2 separate regions of the Homo sapiens genome follow, and region 1 is linked to region 2. A link is an interaction called in ENCODE POLR2A ChIA-PET data of the cell type or tissue named here. Cell type or tissue: OCI-LY7. All regions are shown on one strand. Links, peaks and the distances in the headings refer to the core of each region. The heading gives the core; the rest is flanking DNA. Region 1 overlaps S100PBP (S100P binding protein). Region 2 overlaps SYNC (syncoilin, intermediate filament protein).

The links. ChIA-PET counts read pairs that join two places held together with the same protein. Peaks named below come from ENCODE experiments on the same cell type or tissue, not always from the same donor. Only the 100,000 strongest peaks of a DNase experiment are listed, where the experiment ranks them.
Region 1: POLR2A ChIA-PET joins it to region 2 with 5 read pairs; 3 of 35 experiments call an interaction of 5 or more read pairs at or near these places.

Annotation. Positions count from the first base shown.
Region 1 is chr1:32,832,958-32,838,338 of GRCh38, forward strand. The region is part of intron 5 of S100PBP (S100P binding protein); the gene reads left to right. Among named protein-coding and RNA genes, the nearest start is that of S100PBP, 18 kb to the left of the region's middle. RefSeq lists an enhancer at 728-897. In OCI-LY7, for the core only: no CTCF peak of the experiment used is centred there; no DNase peak of the experiment used is centred there.
Region 2 is chr1:32,696,113-32,701,493 of GRCh38, forward strand. The region is part of intron 1 of SYNC (syncoilin, intermediate filament protein); the gene reads right to left. Among named protein-coding and RNA genes, the nearest start is that of SYNC, 4.0 kb to the right of the region's middle. In OCI-LY7, for the core only: no CTCF peak of the experiment used is centred there; a DNase peak (open chromatin) is centred at 2,619.

The DNA of each region.
Region 1 (5,381 bases), core at 108-5,107, 140 kb after region 2:
TAATCTCTTTAGTTTAGTGCCCCATGGGTTTTTTTTTTATAATAACACTTAAAAAGAAATACCAACAACTTCCTTTCTGGTATCCCTGCAAATGGAAAACTTTCTATGAAATTATAAGTACTTAAAGTAGAAAAGGATCATTAAGAGCTTCTCTTTAATCTCCTAACACATAAGTCTGTTCTATATATTTTTGCCAAGTGACCGTTTAGCCTTTGCTTAAAGTTCTAATAATGCAAAACGCATTACCTCATAAGGCAGGTCATTCATTGCTTAGAAAATTTTAGTTGTTAGAACGTTATTCCTTACGTTGAGTCAAACGTGGCTTCCCTATAACTTCTAGTGGTAGTTCCTAGTTCTGCCCTCTAGCATCATGAAAAATAACTTTGTTCTGTCTTTCATTTTTTATTATTTTCTTTTTTTTTTTTTTGGAGACAGAGTCTGCTGCCCAGACTGGAGTGCAGTGGCGCGATCTCGGCTCACTGCAGCCTCTCCCTCCCGGGTTCAAGCGATTCTCTTGCCTCAGCCTCCTGAGTAGCTGGGACCACAGGCGCAGACAACCACACCTGGTTAATTTTTGTATTTTTAGTAGAGACACGGTTTCACCATTTTGGCCAGGCTGGTCTCGAACTCCTGGCCTCAAGTGATCCGCCCACCTTGGCCTCCCAAAGTGCTGGGATTACAGGCGTGAGACAGCACCCAGCCCATTTTTTATTCTTTCAGACATTAGAAATAATGATTCTCTCTCCTACAAAGAAAAAAACTTAAAATCACCTATAAATCTATCCTGCCACCTAGAAATAACAAAATTAACATTTTGATAATTATCTTTCCTGTAAGGTAGAATATATACAGGGAAATTACATATTAATAGTTTATAATCTGCTTTCTTTGTACTTAATGTATTTTAAGGACCTTTTCATGTAAAATATTTGAAATTAAGATTTTTAATGATTACAAAGTATTTTATTATATAATTTATTTCATCTTGGTAAATTAGATTGTGTCCATTTTCATTAGTAATGCTGCAGTGAACATTCTGGTCAATAAATGTTTATGTACAATTCTTATTTCTATAGGATGAATCCCTAGAAGTGGAATTGCTGGGTAAAGTATATAAACATTTAAAAAACTGTTACATGTTACCAGATGGTCCTGCCCCAAAAAATTGTATTAATTTTTAGTGTCACCAATTTGATAGGTAAATTTTAACATATTTTGTTTTAATAATTGGTCAGGTTAAATGTTTTTTGTTTATTGATAATTTATATTTAATCATAATTTTTAAAAAATCATGTAATATATATTCCATATTCCAATTTCCTTAGTTGTCCCAAAAATATATTCTTGTAACTTTGGTGAAATAGCATCTAATCAAAGTTCACATTTAGTTATTGTCTCCTTAATCTCTTTTAATTTAGGTCACTTGTTTTATAGATTGTCCCACATTCTGAATTTTGTCTGTTTCTTGTGGTATCATTTAATTTGTTCCTCCATTCTCTGTATTTCCTGTAAACTAGAAGCTGGGTCCAGAGGTGGGATTAGATTCAAATTAAGTGTTTTTGGCAGGGATAATTCCTAGGTGCTATTGTGTATTCATCCTACACTATACCCTACACTATATCCTTCTAATCAAATCAGCAGGCATATATGACACTTAATGACAGGTTGTTCCACAAATAGTAATACTAAGTTTGTTAAGGTGTTAACTGCCATGTCTTCCCATTGTAAAGTACATTTACCCCTTTTTAATTAGTAAATTATCTGTGGGGTGATGCTTTGGTACCATGTGAATATCCTGTTCCCCAACAACTAACTGTTCACCTAATTGCTTGAGCATTTATTGATGATCCTTGCTTGAATGAGCTGCTGCACTGGGAGTTACATAGAAAATGTTCTTTTTTGGCCAGGCGCAGTGGCTCATGCCTGTAATCCCAGCACTTTGGGAGGCTGAGGCAGATGGATCATCTGAGGTCAGGAGTTCAAGACCAGCCTGACTAACATGATGAAACCTGTCTCTACTAAAAATATAAAAATTAGCTGGGCGTGGTGGTGGGCGCCTGTAATCCCAGCTACTCGGGAGGCTGAGGCAGGAGAATCTCTTGAACCCAAGAGGCAGAAGTTGTAGTGAGCGAAGATCAGGCCATTGCACTCCAGCCTGGGCAACGAGCAAAATTCCATCTCAAAAGAAAAAAATGTTCATTTTCTAAATATATAATTTCTTCTACAGTTATTAACTAGCATTCTTTTGTAAAGATTTTCTATTACTTTACTATTACTATAACCTCATGGATTTTTTTAAAGAATCAATATGTTGTAATCAATTATAGCTACTGTTCTTGGTTTTTCTTTTTGATGCTCAATTTGTCTCAAATTTGATAAATGGGAGCTCCTTCAAGATGACTCTTGTTCCTATTGACATGATCCCATTAATCTTTTTTTTTAATTGTGGTAAAAAAAATACATCTAACATAAAATTACCATCTTAACCATTTTTAAGTGCACAATTCAGTAATGTTACATATATTCACATTGTTGTGAAACATATCTCCAGAACCTCTTCATCTTGCAAATCTAAAACTCTATACCTACACAACAGTTCCCCCTCTCTCCCTTCAGTCTCTGGTAACCACCATTCTACTTTCTTTTTTTTTAAATATGACTACTTTAGATACCTTTTATAAGTGGAATCATACAATATTTATCTTTTTGTGACTGGCTTATTTCGTTTAGTATAATGTCTTCAAGATTTACCCATTGTGGCATGTGACAGGATTTCCTTCCTTTTTAAATATTTTTATTTTTATTTTTTTTCTATTTTTCTCACCACTCAATTTCCTTCCTTTTTAAGGCTGAATAATATTCCATTGTATATATACACACCATTTTGTTTAATCCATTCATCTGTCAGTAGACATTTGGGTTGCTTCCACTTCTTGGCTATTGTGAATTGTGCCACTATGAACATGGGTCTACAGATATCTCTTTAAGACCCTATTTTTAATTCTTCTGGATATATATGCAGAAGTGGGATTGCTGGACCATATGGTAGGTCTGTTTTTAATTTTTTGAGGAACTTCATACTGTTTTTCATAGCAGTTGCACCATTTTGCAGTCCTACCAACAGTGCACAAGAGTTCTAATTTTTCCCCATCCTTGCCAGCACTTATTTTTTTGTGCTTTTTTTTTTTTTTTGAGGCTGGAGTCTCGCCCTGTCATCCAGGCTGGAGTGCAGTGGTACAGTCTTGGCTCACTGCAACCCCTACCTCCCACATTCAAGTGATTCTCGTGCCTCAGCCTCCCAAGTAGCTGGGACTACAGGCGCACTCCACCACGTCTGGCTAATTTTTGTATTTTAGTAGAGATGGGGTTTTGCCATGTTGGTCAGGCTGGTCTCGAACTCCTGAGCTCAAGTGATCTCCCCATCTCGGCCTCCCAAAGTGCTGGGATTGCAGGTGTGAACCACTGTGCCTGGCTTGTGTTTTTGTTTTTGTTTGTTTTTTTTTATAGTAGCTATCCTAAAGGGTGTTAAATCAGTATTCATTGTTTTTGTGTCCCAACTAAGTATTGTTCACTGAAAAGCCAAGTAGTATATTATGGCTTCATTTTCTTTCTTGAATTGTTTATTTTTGTAGAGTTGTTAATTGCTTCAGTTTCTTTCATTAAATTTTTTTTTTGGGAGAGCTTTTTCCTAGAGCCTTCTGTTCTACTGCTCCAATTTGCACTGCTTGTTCTTTAGCCCTGCAACAGAGCTGTCATCCCAGGATTTTCCTCTGCTGCCCTCCTGGGTTGAATCCTGTTTCTTGGATCCTATATCTTCCTCTTTCTTATTTTTGGTTTTAGTAGAGGACATCCTCTGAGAATATCTAAGAAAGGGTGCATAGATGTTTTCTTTGTGTTTACATATCTGAACATGTCTTTATTCTATCCTCATACTTGATTGATAGTTTGATATAAAATTCTAAATTTAAAATCAATTTTTGCTCAGAAATTTGAAGACATGGCCAGGCGCAGTGGCTCACGCCTGTAATCCCAGCACTTTGGGAGGCTGAGGTGGGCGGATCCCAAGGTCAAGAGTTCGAGACCAGTCTGGCCAATATGGTGAAACCCCATCTCTACTAAAAAAAAAACATACAAAAATTAGCCTGGTGTGGTGGCGGGTGCCTGTAGTCCAGCCTGGGCAACAAAACAAGACTCCATCTCAAAAAAAAAAAAAAAAAAAAAGAAATTTGAAGACATTCAGTATTGCTCTTAAGAAGTCTGAAGTCTGTTATAAGTTTAACTTTTATTTCTTTGTATGTCATCTGTCTTTTTCTCTCTGGAAGTTCTTTTTGTTTGTTTGTTTGTTTTTGAGACAGTCTCGCCCTGTTGCCCAGGCTGGAGTGCAGTGGCGTAATCTGAGCTCACTGCAGCCTCCACCTCCCAGGTTCAAGCAGTTCTCCTGCCTCAGCCTCCTAGCTGGGATTATAGGCACCGGCCACCTGCCTGTAATCCCAGCTACTCGGGAGGCTGAGGCAGGAGAATCACTTGAACCCGGGAGGTGGAGGTTGCGGTGAGCCGAGATCGCGCCATTGCACTCCGGCCTGGGCAACAAAAGCAAAACTCCGTCTCAAAAAAAAAAAAAAAAAAGATAATAAGCATATTGGACTAAAAACTTTCTTTGTGCACCTTTGTAATTCCTCCCTTCTGCCTATCTCTGCCCCCTCTAATCCCCAGGCAAGATTGACCACTGATCTAGTGTCTACTGCAGTTAGTTTGCATTTTCTAAAGTTTTATGTGATGGAATCATACACTATGTACTCTTTTGAGTCTGGCTTCTTTGTCTCAAGATAATTATTTTGAAATTCATCCATGTTGCATGTTTATTTCTTTTTATTGCTGAGTAGTATTCCATTATATAGATTTATCCCTAAGTGAATGTTTACCCATTCACTTAGATGGGCATTTGGCTTATGTTCAATTTTTGGCTATGACAGATAAAACTGTTAGGAACATTCATGCACAAATCTTTGTATATATATGCTTTTATTTTTCTTAAGTAAATATCTAGAGTAAAATGACTGGGTCATACGGTAGGTGTGTGTTTAACTTTTTGAGAAACTGCCAGCTGGGTGCGGTGGCTCACGCCTGTAATCCCAGCACTTTTGGAGGCCGAGGCGGGCGGATCACGAGGTCAGGAGATCGAGACCATCCTGGCTAACACGGTGAAACTCCGTCTCTACTAAAAATACAAAAAATTAGCTGCGCGTGGCTCCTGTAGTCTCAGCTACTCGAGAGGCTGAGGCAGGAGAATGGCATGAACCCGGGAGGCGGAGCTTTCAGTGAGCCGAGATAGCGCCACTGCAGTCCGGCCTGGGCGAAAGAGCGAGACTCTGTCTCAAAAA
Region 2 (5,381 bases), core at 310-5,309:
AGCCATGGGCCTAGACTACCTCAGGTTCTTAGATGTCAGCAGCCATTCGTCTGCTCCCTCCACTCTGTCAATCCACCCCTCCACACACCCAACCACGGTGTAGATCCCCTGCCAGCATCCCAGCGACATCACCATATGGTCTCTGCTTATGCAGCTCCAAGGACTCGACATACCTGAGGCACCACTGTTTGTTCCACAATTATAATAATTTTTTTTTTTTGAGATGGAGTCCCGCTGTATTGCCGAGGCTGGAGTGCAATAGCGTGATGTCGGCTCACTGCAACCTCTGTCCCCCAGTTCATGCGATTCTCTTGCCTCAGCCTCCCAAGTAGCACCACCACGCCTTTTTTTTTTGAGACGGAGTCTTGCTCTGTTGCCAGGCTGGAATGCAGTGGTGCGATCTTGGCTCACTGCAGCCTCCACCTCCCAGGTTCAAGTGATTCTCCTGCCTCAGCCTCCTGAGCAGCTGGGATTATAGGCACACATACCACCACGCCCGGCTAATTTTTGTATTTTTAGTGGAGATGGGGTTTCACCATGTTAGTCAGGCTGTTCTCAAACTCCTGACCTCATGATCTGCCCGCCTCGGCCTCCCAAAGTGCTGGGATTATAGGCATGAGCCACTGCGCCCAGCCCAGTTCTAATAAAATTATAATGTTGAGGTAAAACCTTCCTTATAACTTTTTTTTTTCTTTGAGATGGAGTCTTGCTCTGTCACCCAGGCTGGAGTGCAGTGGTGCCATTTCAGCCTCCACCTCCCAGGTAGGTGGGACTACAGACACGTGCCATCACACTCAGCTGATTTTTGTATTTTTAGTAGAGATGGGGTTTTACCATGTTGGCCAGGCTGGTCTCAAACTCCTGACCTCAAGTGATCCGCCCTCTTCAGCCTCCCAAAGTGTTGGGATTACAGGCATTGAGCCACCATGCCCAGCAATTCCTGGTAACTTTTAGCCACTGGATTTACCTGATTCTTCCTTCTAGGATCAGATATTTCTACCTTCTTTTCTGTGTAAGTTATCTAAACACTTAAAGAGAACCATGGTCGGCCAGGCGTGGTGGCTCACACCTGTAATCTCAGCACTTTGGGAGGCCGAATCAGGCGGATCACCTGAGGTCGGGAGTTCAAGACCAGCCTGACCAACATGGAGAAACCCCATCTCTACTAAAAATACAAAATTAGCCGGGCGTGGTGGTGCATGCCTGTAATCCCAGATACTCACTGAGGCAGGAGAATCTCTTGAACTTCAAAGAGGCAGAGGTTGCAGTGAGACGAGATTGCACCATTGCACTCCAGCCTGGGCAACAACAGCGAAACTCCGTCTCAAAAAAAAAAAAAAGATAACCGTGGTCAAGTGCGGTGGCTCATGTCTGTAATCCAGCACTTTGGGAGGCCAAGACCTCTTGAGTCCAGGAGTTTAAGGCCAGCGTGGGCAACATGGCGAAACCCCATCTCTACAAAAAAATACAAAAAATTAGCTGGGCATGATGGTGTACACCTGTAGTCCCAGATACTTGGGAGGCTGTGGTGGGAGAATCACCTGAGCCTGGGAGGTCGAGGCTGTGCTGAGCCATGACTGCACCACTCTGCACCCCAGCCTGGGCAACAGAGACCCTGTCAAAAAAAAAAACAAAAAAAACCCAGCTTATCTTTGTTATTCCATACATGTCCAGGTTTCCAGTGCCCTCTTCATTTGTGTCATATCCTTGTGACACAAATGACAGCTTTCAGACTGTCACTCTTTTGAGGATTTTTTTTTAATTTGCCTTTATTCTTAAGTTCCCCAAGAGCTAGAAATTGGGATGGGTATCAAAAACAGTGCCCCAGGGCTGGGCGAGATGGCTCACGCCTGTAATGCCAGCACTTTGGGAGGCCAAGACGGGTGGATCACCTGAGCTCAGGAGTTCGAGATCAGCCTAGCCAACATGGTGAAACCCCGTCTCTACTAAAAATACAAAACTTAGCAGGGCATGATGGTGCATGCCTGTAATCTCAGCTACTCGGGAGGCTAAGGCACAAGAATCGCTTGAACCTGGGAGGCAGAGGTTGCAGTGAGCCGAGATCACACCACAGCCTGGGCGACAGACCGGGACTCCATCTCAAAAAAAAAAAAAAAAAAAAAATGCCGGGCGTGGTGGCTCACGCCTGTAATCCCAGCACTTTGGGAGGCTGAGGCAGGCGGATCATGAGGTCAGGAGATCGAGACCATACTGGCTAACACAGTGAAACCCCGTCTCTACTAAAAGTACAAAAAAATTAGCCAGGCGTGGTGGCGGGCACCTGTAGTCCCAGCTACTCGGGAGGCTGAGGCAGGAGAATGGTGTGAACCTGGGAAGCGGAGCTTGCAGTGAGCCCAGATTGCGCCACCGCACTCCAGCCTGGGCAACAAAACCAAACTCTGTATCAAAAAAAAAAGTTTTTCATACCAAGTGCTTGTAAGCAACATTTCTTGTTTCTGTAAAAGTTCATCTTGTTAGAACTGGCCCACCCTTCTATCCTGTCAAACGCTCTTGAAGTCAGATTCCATCATTCTGACATCTGAGCTCTTTGACCCAGCTGCCTATTGCCTGCCAGCTCAGTCAGTTCCCACTGGGGAGTGTTCTCTTGCTGCTTTGCCCCTCAAATGCAAATAGCTTTGGTCTTTCCTGTTTCTGTTTTTTTGTTTTTGTCTTTTTTTTTTTTTTTGAGATGGAGTCTCCCTCTGTCGCCCAGGCCTGAGTACTGTGGCATGATCATAGCTCACTGCAGCCTCAACCTCCCCGGCTCAAGCCATCCTCCTGCCTCAGCCTCCCGGGTAGCCAGGACTACAGGCACGTAGCGCCACACCCGCTAATTTTTTAACTTTTTGTAGAGATGAAGTCTCACTATGTTGCTCAGGCTGGTCTCAAACTCCTGAGCTCAAGCGATCCTCCTACCTAGACCTCCCAAAGTGCTGGGATTACAGGCATGAGCCACCACATCCGGCCACAGGCAAGAAATCTTCAGACAGCTCTTTCCCTCCCCTGTATAGCCAGTTCACTGAGAAGTGACTTTTCTTTTCTTTTTTTTTTTTTTTTTTGAGATGGAGCTTCACTCTGTCGCCCAGGCTGGAGTGCAGTGGCGTGGTCTCAGCTCACTGCAACCTCCTCCTCCTGGGTTCAAGTGATTCTCCTGCCTCAGCCTCCTGAGTAGCTGAGACTATAGGTGCCTGCCACCACGCCTGGCTAATTTTTGTGTATTTAGTAGAGACAGGGTTTCACCATGTTGGCCAGGATGGTCTCAATCTCCTGACCTCGTGATCCACCAGGGATCATGGCCTCCCAAAGTGCTGGGATTACAGGCACGAGTCACTGCGCCTGGCCAAAAAGTGACCTTTCTATCTTAGAAAGACTACAGTCTCCATCCCCCTCTTCTGCATCCCACTATCAGGGCCCTACTCCAAGACATCCTGTCTCACTGGCACTTTTGTCCTGGTCTTCTAAAAGGACTTCCTCCTCTCCTCACCTCAATCTATTCTCTACACCACCACAGTTAACTTGCTACAACACAGAGTGAACTATTGCTCCACTTCACCAATAAATACCCAAATTGCTACGCATGGTTTCAAGGTCCTTAAAGATGTGGCCCAAACATACCTTTTTTTTTTTTTTTCTTTTTTTGAGCCAGAGTCTCGCTCTGTTGCCCAGGCTGGAGTGCAGTGGTGCAATCTCGGCTCACTGCAACCTCCGGCTCCTGGTTTCAAGCAATTCTCTACCTCAGCCTCCCGAGTAGCTGAGACTACAGGCGCCCACCACCATGCCTGGCTAATTTTTTGTATTTTTAGAAGAGACAGGGTTTCACCATCTTGGTCAGGCTGGTCTCGAACTCCTGACCTCATGATCCGCCTGCCTCGGCCTCCCAAAGTGCTGGGATTACAGGCATAAGCCACCACACCCGGCCCCAAACATACCTTTTTTAGCTTCCTCTCACATTATTCCTGCAACCCACCCAATGCTTGACATCCTAGAGCTTGCATTAACTTTTTACACCTCCTACTCTAAGCCCACGGTGTCCAGCTGAGAATTGCAGCTTCTCAAAAACCACCTAACTAGAGAACCCTGTACTACCTGGGAAGGCAGAGCTCCTAGAGCCAGGGCCAGGAAGGATGCACCTGCTCAGCCAGCCAAACTCACTCTGATATTCAACAGTCCCTGCTTTCCCAGCAGACGGCCCTTTCATCATTCTCGTGCCGAGCCGCCCACCTTGGAATGACTTCACCGTGTTCAAGATTATTCTAGGCATTTTACATGAATACTCATTTATAGAATCCTCATCATCTATTGGCTGGGTGCAGTGGCTCACGCCTGTAATCCCAGCACTTTGGGAGGCCGAGGCGGGTGGATCACCTGAGGTCAGGAGTTTGAGACCAGCCTGGCCAACATGGTGAAACTCCGTCTCTACTAAAAATACAAACGATTAGCTGGGTATGGTGGTGTGTGCCTGTAATCCTAGCTACTCAGGAGGCTGAAGCAGGAGGATTGCTTGAACCTGGGAGACAGAGGTTGCAGTGAACTGAGATTGCGCCATTGCCCTCCAGCCTGAGCAACAAGAGCAAGACTCTGTCTCAAAAAAAGAAAGAAAGAAAGAATCTTCATCTATTATCTCCATTTTATAGATGAGGAAGCCAATGCACAGAGTAAGAACTCACACAAGGTTCCACAACTGTTGTAAGTGGTGGAGGCTGGAGAAGGCCTGCAGTATTTACCACCCTCCTAGGATAGGCGTGAGGTCCAAAAGAGGTAACTACAGCACATATAAAAAGCCTGGCATGCAGCAGTCACAATATACTTTTTTTTTTTTTGAGATGGAGTTTCACTCTTGTTGCCCAGGCTGGAGTGCAATGGTGTAATCTCCGCTCACTGCAGCCTCTGCCTCCTGGGTTCAAGCAAGTCTCCTGTCTCAGCCTCCCAAGTAACTGGGATTACAGGCACACGCCACCACGCCTGGCTAATTTTTGTATTTTTAGTAGAGCCGGGTTTCACCATGTTGGCCGGGCTGGTCTTGAACTCCTGACCTCAGGTGATCCGCACACCTCGGCGTCCCAAAGTGCTGGGATTACAGGCGTGAGCCACCGCGCCGGGCCCACAATATACTTCTATCTATCTAACAAATTTCTACTCATCCTTCAAGCCCTGCTCAAACTTCATCTCTTCCGTAAAGTATCTCCCAGACAGCCCCATGTGTGTTCTCAGGGCACTCTGTATGCAGCACATCTTCACACTTATTGCTCCAGTTACAGAAGTACATGTGTCTGTCTCCCTGATAGTGAGTTTCCTAAGGACAAGCAGAGTTCTCATTCTGCTCTATATCCTAGGGTGGGGCTCTGTAAGGGCAGACAGGCAGAAACCAGATGAACTCCAAG